2 separate regions of the Mus musculus genome follow, and region 2 is linked to region 1. Evidence: chromatin contacts called from ENCODE Hi-C or POLR2A ChIA-PET data. All regions are on one chromosome and are shown on one strand. The core of a region is the stretch at or near the end of the contact, and the rest is flanking DNA. Distances in the headings are between cores, read along the strand shown. Region 1 holds the start of 1700047A11Rik (RIKEN cDNA 1700047A11 gene). Region 2 holds the start of Hook3 (hook microtubule tethering protein 3).

Region 1 (3,926 bases), core at 370-2,869:
GCTCCACACTTTCTGTCTCCAGCAGGGGAAGCAGCATGGGCTGGATGAGCCAACCTGTGGGCCTAGGGCTGGCTCTCTTCAGCACCGACCTGTTTCTGTGGGAGCTCCAGGACACCACACATCTCCCTGTTGTGGATACAGTAGCCCTAGAGCTCACTGGCTATAACCTTTGTGCTTGCAGCCTGCTGGCTGAGCAGTGGTAGTGAAAGATTCTTCATAACGATGCTTGGCCATCTCTCTTTCCAATTTCATGAGTCTACTTTTAAAAAGCATCTTCTCATAAGGCTTGCCCTTTTTCTAAGTTATTCTGGAGCTATTGAAGGCTCTGTAGACTCCTGTTCTGTCATATCATCCTTCTGTGCCTCCAAGGGTCTTTCAGACTCCTCAGAGCACTGCACCTTGGTGCTGAAGGCTGCCACCATCTTTGTTTACTCCTGAATAGATATCTCTCGGGGCTGGGATGTAGCTCCAAGGGATATGGGAGAGCATATTCTAGGATCTGGGTTTAATGTCTGGTATCATTTGTCAAATACATACACATACCGGCCCCCAAATCACTAAACTTCAAGTGATGTTATTCTCAAAGATATAACAGAAATATCTGACAAAGGCATAAAAAGATGTTCAAAATCACTAGTCACTATAGAAATACAAAACAAACAAGCACAGTAAGATACTACATTTATTTACCAGGAAATTCCAGAATTCCACTTTGGGATATTGATGTTCTTTAGACTTACAGTGGGGTTGTAAACCCAACCCCCAGTTTCATTAAGCCAAAACTAAATACACCTAACCTACTGAACACACAGATTAGCAGCATTAGGAAGGCTGAGAACCTGTACAGTTTTCATCCTGATGTAGCTGGGTGGAAAAGGCAGCAGACTGCTGCTGCTATAAAATGCCATGCAGGTCTTTTTCCTCTCCCCAGACTTCCTTCCCTCTCTGCAGTCTCACTTAGACTGGCCTTGAACTCCTGAGCCTTTTATCTGTACCTCTTGAGTGCTGTGATCATAGATCTGCACCACCATGGCCAGCAGGTCGTACCTTCCTTTTGCCTTGGTCTCTTACAGCATTTTTACACCTCCCTATCTCCCTTTCCTCACCTCATCCTTCCATGTTCAGTCTCAGCCCCTGGATGGCCTGATTTAATGTCCCCATGAAAGCTGTTACTTCAGATGGTCCTGCATTTCCCCTTTTATGATAGTTTTAAAACTATATGAATTCTTGCTTAACCACTTTCCTCTTTGAGACTCCAAGAGGGAGATACACACTTTATCGGAGAATTCTGGTATCTTTTCACAACTGTATCCCTAATTGCTGTGCACTTTGGGCTTGAACTAAGAATTTGTGAAATAAATAAAGTCAACATGCACACAACAGACACAGTGAACTTAAAAACTTAATTAGGATATAGGTATAGACAATAAAATAATTTTTTAAGGTTGCCATTTCTCTTGTGAGAACTAGTTTTCTCCACTAATTTGTTACAAGCTGTTAAGTGCAAAGCTCTAATCAACATACCTCTTGAATGGCTGTCATGACGACATGCTGAACAGATTCCTCCATCATCATAATGGCTTGAATGTACTCTGAAAACAAGAATAACCTGGGATGTCACTGTTCAAGTTAAAAGATGTGAAGCAGCTGCAGGCTAACACTGTATAAACCGCTACAATCAGCTTTCTCTTTTGATTCTTCAGAACCTCCTTTTCATGGCTGCTCTGTCCCAAATATGCGCCACAGGTAAGCAAAGACTGAAAACCAAATTTGAACTTTGTTCCAAAGTTTTGTCCGACATTTATTCATTTGAGGGAGTCTGGGTCCTGTCAGCTGCCCTCCAGTACACTCTGGATCCTAATCTGGCCTTGAACTTGTGATCTCCCTGTCATGATCTTTCAGCGTGTATGTACTCAGAATATACACCTGCACTTGAGCTGGGGCTGTAGGTAAAGGTCATGGGATGCAGCTTTAGCATGAGTACCTATCAGACTAAATCAGTGAAACAGTGAGACCCGGAGTCAAGGCAAAGAAGAACCCACACTACACCTTTCCTACACTCTAAAAGTTGTCCTTTTAGATGCTCTTTTGTTACATAGTAAAAATAATCTGGTTTTATTTTTACATGATCAAAGCACTAAGTTATGCAAATTCTTACCTTAATTTTGCTTATTATATAGAACAGAAATAACTACAATGAATTTAAGATACACACTGAACCTGTAGTTGAACGACTATATAATCCTGGGTTCTACAATACATCTCTATATGGAAAGCAGAAAGCACACCAGCCTGATGCTCACCACTCCCAAACCAGGAGGGTCTCAGCTGCTCAGAGTAAAGTCACTCTGGAAGCAGTATCTCTTTCCTCTGACAAAGACCTGCTAACAGTTTTAATTATTTCCAGCCACAACAATGGATGACAGAATTGGCTTAAGTATTAAAATAAATTAACATGGCAGGTACCCTTAGAACTGTACTTATGAAATGTATAACCATTGTCATTAGATTCATCTTCTGGAATCTTCTGCCTAGCAGATAACATGGGTTTTTTGTTTTGTTTTGTTTTAAATATTTAACACCACCGTTGTGGTATTATGACATCAAAAACAGGAGCCAGCACATCTAGGGTGATTGACAAGTCCTCAAAATTATAGCGTATGAATGAGCATGGAAGAGAAGAAGCAGTGGTGTTGGTATGGGGAGGGGAGACTTAATGGCAACTACTGGAAATGCAGGAAGTCACAGTAAGAGGTCAGGACATTAGTAGGTATGAGAGGGGAAGCGTTAGTTAAGAAGCGGTGTTGCCACGTCAAGGCCCTTCCCCGCGAACACCGTAAAGTACTAATGAGGAAATGGTGATGACAGCTAAATTCATGTGCACTACTTTCAAACCTTAAAGTTAAAACTACAGTTCTGTATGATTCTTTGGTCCACACCCACGAGGCAATGCTGGAGAATGAGGCGTGCTATGTAAGGGAGTTTATCCTCAATTTTATCTGTTCAAAATGTTTAGTATAGTTTAATACGAAGAATACAAAGCTCAAAGGATGAAGGAATAAGTTTTTTTCTATATCTAGCTCATTCATTACAAGTAAGTTATTTGGTAAATCCTGTAATATCTGTAAGTCTCAGCCTTCTGACCTAGAAAAGGTATTTTTTTGTTCTGTTACTGCTTAAGAGAATAGGAGACTGAAGGCAGACAGCATGGTATTGCCTGGTGGGCTGGCGAAATGGCTCGGTGAGTGAAGGTGCTTGCCGACAAGCCTGACGACTAGACTTTGATCCCAAGATCCACATAGTAGAAAGAAAGAACTGACTTTTGCAAGTTGACCACTGATCTCCACGTGCAATTTGTGGCATACGCTGTGACTACCACTAGACCAAAAAACCTACAGCCTTCCCTCATTTCTGCTACCAAACCCAAACCACAAGGTCGATGTTACTGTCAGTGTGCCTTCTACTACTAATCTCTGCCTTTTAAAATTTACTCCTACTTTATTTGCCCCAATTAGAGGTCAGCAAAGACAAATAAATAAATACACAGCCGGGCTCTCACCAATTGCTTTTAACTTCTTCCAACTTGTAAGAATGGCTCAACATAAAGCAAATGTACAACGCAGTTTCACTTAGCCTTCATAATGAAGAGAGTGTGGGGACAAGGAGAAAGGCTGAGGTTTTCTCATCCACAGGTAGGTAGGAAGCACTGAAGCACCTCAGAGAGCCTCCTAACCTATCTGCCCACATGATACATTCACAGCCACAGCCGATGACTAACAATTTAGAAACTTGTTTACACGATTCTTAGCTCTCTTCTGTATTCCTGAAACCAGAGAATACCCCAAAGGAGAGTAAGTGAGAGATTAAAAAGCCTATTCAGCTGGAAGCTTCCTTCTTCTTCCCCAGGTAGCTTTTATAATGCTGGA
Region 2 (3,830 bases), core at 673-3,172, 37 kb after region 1:
TTCCCATCCTTTCAAAAGTCTTCCTGGTTTAAAGAATAATTTGAAACTTGGCTGAGGTGTAGCTCTGTCGTGTCACCTATCGCCGTTCTCTATCTGAAGCATAGCAGTGAAGTCTAGCTTCAGGCTTGAAGTTGGAACTTACAGAGCATGTTAACTATGCACTATTTCCAGTGATCTGAAATTACAAGAATGATCTAACACAAAACCAAACCATAAAGGTCTCCATTGTATAAAGGCTGCTTCAAAGGGCACAATCAGATTAATGACATACCCAGTTTATAAAAAAACAAAAACAAAAACAAAACTTCAAGCTGGGTGTAGTGATGCAGGCAGACTGCTACAAATTCAAGATCATAGTTTGAGGTCAAAATGGGCCACATAGCAAGATCCTATCTCAAATGCACACACATCTGTAGATTCTACTTTTCTTACATTTATTACAACCGACCTAAGTTAACAGTTCTCAAACTTCTCGGCAGTGTTCCTGCACAAAACAGTGATGGTTACCTTCCAGAGATCTGAACCTCTAACCTAAGGCACTGTTCAGTAGAATTTTTTGCTATTTGCATTTTACCTTTAAAGTGACTAAGACCAGGAGATGAACAGCTTAGTGGTAGAGCCTTCCCTTAAAATGCAGGAGGCCCAAATACTACCATCTCCCCCAATAAGCAAACAAAATTAACATGTATCACAATAGCCACTGTAAATGTATCTGGGTTCTTCTAAAAAGGACAGCTAACATTTCTAGCAGTAAGTAAAATGAATGTTCCTGGTTTATCCCATGGCTCTGCATATATGCCTGGACCTACCTCCAACCAGCATATGAAAACCAGAAACAAACACGGTTAACTGTCCAGCTAATGAAAAGGGCCGTTTAAGCCATGACTATTGACAAAATCCTGCATGTTTACTTGAAAATTCGATAACCTTAACCCTCATCAATTCCAAATTAGAATCTCATGGTGCTTTAAAAATGTGTTTCAGTTCCATTACGAAATCCCTCAATTTTTCCAGTTCAACATTTTTATCGTTGGTTCCTTTTATAGGTACCATCACATCGTTTATAACAGTCAAAATGCATCTCGCGTTTTAAATGTTTTGCCTCTGAGTGATTCTTCATGTTTTGTCTATCCACCCTGCCAATGTACTATTTTCCAATGGGCAGGGCTTCATCCATCCCTCAAGGGGCTACACTCCATCCTGGCTGAACGCTACAACAAAGGCGAGCAGCATCGCTTAACTAGGGGGTCCCGACTGCCTCTACCGGGCGCCCAGGCAGAACCAACGCTTTGGATCACTGGGAGCTTGGGAGCGAAACGCCAGCGCCTCATCAAGGCAAACAGTCCTAATTACAGTGTCGCCTGCACCCCATCATTAGCCCCCACCGGGCAGGTTTCCTCTCGGACAGCAGCCAACATCTCAGGCCGGACAAGTTCCTCCTGGACCCTGGGCCCAGCCTGCCTGAGCCCGGCCTCTCCCTGCTGACCCTGACCCGGCCGCGGGTGTAGACGCGGCCGCACCGGCTACTCAGCTCCGCCCGTCCCAAGCCCCGGATGTGACGGCAGGTCGCCCCGGGGCGTTCGCCCCCCGGGACGAGCACCGGTGTCCGCGAAAAGGTGGCGGAGCTTTCCCACCGGCCCGCTGCCCACCACGTACCCAAGTGAGCAGGCTCTCGCACAGCTCCACCCGCTCCACAGACTCCACGTTAAACATCTTCCTGGGGTGGCCGCAGCGTCTCCCTTCAACCAACCAGAAGCCGCGGCCGCTCGGCTCGGGGTTTGAGTCCGAAGGGGTCAGGCAGCAGACCGGGCGTCTGGCGGACCTTCTCTTCCGTCCGTCCGCTCCCGGGGCGCGGACGCTGGCAATCGCTCCGCACTGTCACCAGCCCCTCCTTCCCTCGCTCGGGGCCGCGCACTCCCTTGCGCGCACCCGGCGCCGCCAGCCCACGCCCTCTTGCGCGAGCGCCGCGCCCCGCCGCGCCGCGTAGCGCGAGTCCCGAGGTCCGAGGGCCACTGCGCACGCTCGCGCTCGCTCAGCCCCGCCCCTAGAGGCGCGCTCCCAGAGCCAGTCCAAGGCCCGCGGGCGCGCGCCCCGGCCGGGCCCTGCGGTGGCGGCCGGTCTGTGTGTCTCTCCAGTCCGCTCACCCTCGCCGGGGCTCCGCACTGCGCGTGCGCTGACGCCGGCGCTCTGGCTTAAGAAGCCGCCTGTAGTTTGCACGGGAGGAGTAGCTAGGTAGTCCCCGGAAATGAGCTCTATGCCGACCCGCCGACTGGCCCGGTAGTTCCTCGGCCGCGACGAGGTACGCGCCCCCCTCTCCGGCCGCGGGCGTGTGCCAGGCCACGCCCCCGCACGGGCGGGCCGGGGACCCGCGGACTGCGGGACTCGGCGCGGTGGCGGTGGGGGGAGCTGCGGGACCGCGCGAGGGTAGGCTCCGCGCCCACCGCTTCCCTCCGGAAGCCGGAGCGCAGCCTTCCCTGAGTCGCCGGAGCCTGCCCAGAGTCTCCCTCCGGGCGAAGGTGGAACGGCTGACGTGGGCGCGTCTCGGAGGCTGGGGGCCGGTTTGGCCCGGCTGTGGGGAGCCCGGCGTTCCTCCTTGGAGCCCCCTTCTCCCACAAAAAACTTTACCCAAAGTGACAGAGGGTGGACGCCAGTTCCCCAGTGCGTAAGGACCCTTGCTGTTCCTAAGGCCTGCTTCTTGTGCTAGGAGTTGGCTTCATTGAGGTGCATCCTTGCCCGACTTTCGATTTTTTTTTTTTAATACAAGCCTTGTAGAAGGTTTCATATACGTTTTTAAGTCGCATGCAGAACAGTGCGTAGCAGTACATGTTTGAGGAATATTAATAAAATGAATTGCCACATTCCCAAGAGTTCTTCCATCCATACCATCTCTAATCTGATTTTTGTGATAGGCACTTACTTTATTTTAAAAGCTTTCCCTTTTAGCTTTTTAACCAGATGACTATGCATGTAGTATAATTTTCCTTTGTTTGATTTTGAACTTTTATGAATGGATATGTATTGTGGCTTTGGCTTTTAAATAATATTAAATTATCTGCAAAAATCCCATGATTGTCTAATATCCTATTGTGTGACTACAGCCTTGTACCCGTTCTACTATTGATGTGCACTTTGTTCCAGCTTAGGGCGTCTAAGAATAATGCTATAATAAACAGTCGACCTTAATGCAAAGATATTGGCGTTTCCAAGACAACAAGATACAAGATATATGCTTTGGAGTCCTAGGAGAATCTTGGATTCAAAGGTATGCATAACCACCAGATCATGCAGTCTTTGATTAGCAGTGCCTGGGAAGAAGTTATCTTCCCAGGGCACACCTTCACTTTTTTTTTTTTTTTCTTCAGTTCCTGGGGACTTCTTTCCCATTTGAAGTTGGTTTTCTCGCTGAGCTTTTAGGATTTCAAAAAAACATTGAGTTTTTGTTTTGTTTTGCTTGCGTGGTTGGCTGTGTGTGTGTGTGTGTGTGTGTGTGTGTGTGTGTGTGTAGCCCTGGCAATTCTGGAACCTGCTCTGCAGACCCGGCTGGCCTCAAACTCAGAGATCTGCCTGCCTCTGCCTCCTGATTGCTGGGATCAAAGGCTTACCACCGCTGGCAGCATTAAATTTTTTAAAATGATCCTTTTATCGACTACTGCTTGATGATCACATGTAATCGATCGTTTCATAGATTCGAAAAATCTTGGGCTGAGGAGGTAGTGCTAGATTCACTACCCTAGCAAACACCAATCTTTGGTACCAAAAATAAGCAAATAAATAACTGTATCTGAAGCCTTCTCAAAGGTTTTTCCTGCGAACATTCTTCTTAACAGGAG

The links. A loop is a pair of places that touch in the nucleus more often than their neighbours do. ChIA-PET counts read pairs that join two places held with the same protein, here RNA polymerase II (POLR2A).
Region 2: POLR2A ChIA-PET joins it to region 1 with 21 read pairs in Patski. The contact joins the promoter of Hook3 here to the promoter of 1700047A11Rik in region 1. A Hi-C loop is called at or near these places in 2 of 37 maps with a recorded cell type or tissue (both gastrocnemius). POLR2A ChIA-PET finds 5 or more read pairs at or near these places in 2 of 5 experiments (Patski and embryonic stem cell).

Annotation. Positions count from the first base shown.
Region 1 is chr8:26,080,990-26,084,915 of GRCm38, forward strand. It overlaps 1700047A11Rik (RIKEN cDNA 1700047A11 gene), which reads left to right and starts at 1,620. Exons shown (of 5, transcript NR_110583.1): 1 at 1,620-1,746. Hook3 (hook microtubule tethering protein 3) reads right to left here. Exons shown (of 22, transcript NM_207659.3): 6 at 1,525-1,592.
Region 2 is chr8:26,117,302-26,121,131 of GRCm38, forward strand. Hook3 (hook microtubule tethering protein 3) reads right to left here and starts at 1,923. Exons shown (of 22, transcript NM_207659.3): 1 at 1,657-1,923. The coding sequence starts at 1,713. It overlaps Rnf170 (ring finger protein 170), which reads left to right and starts at 2,067. Exons shown (of 8, transcript NM_029965.4): 1 at 2,067-2,299; 2 at 3,139-3,262.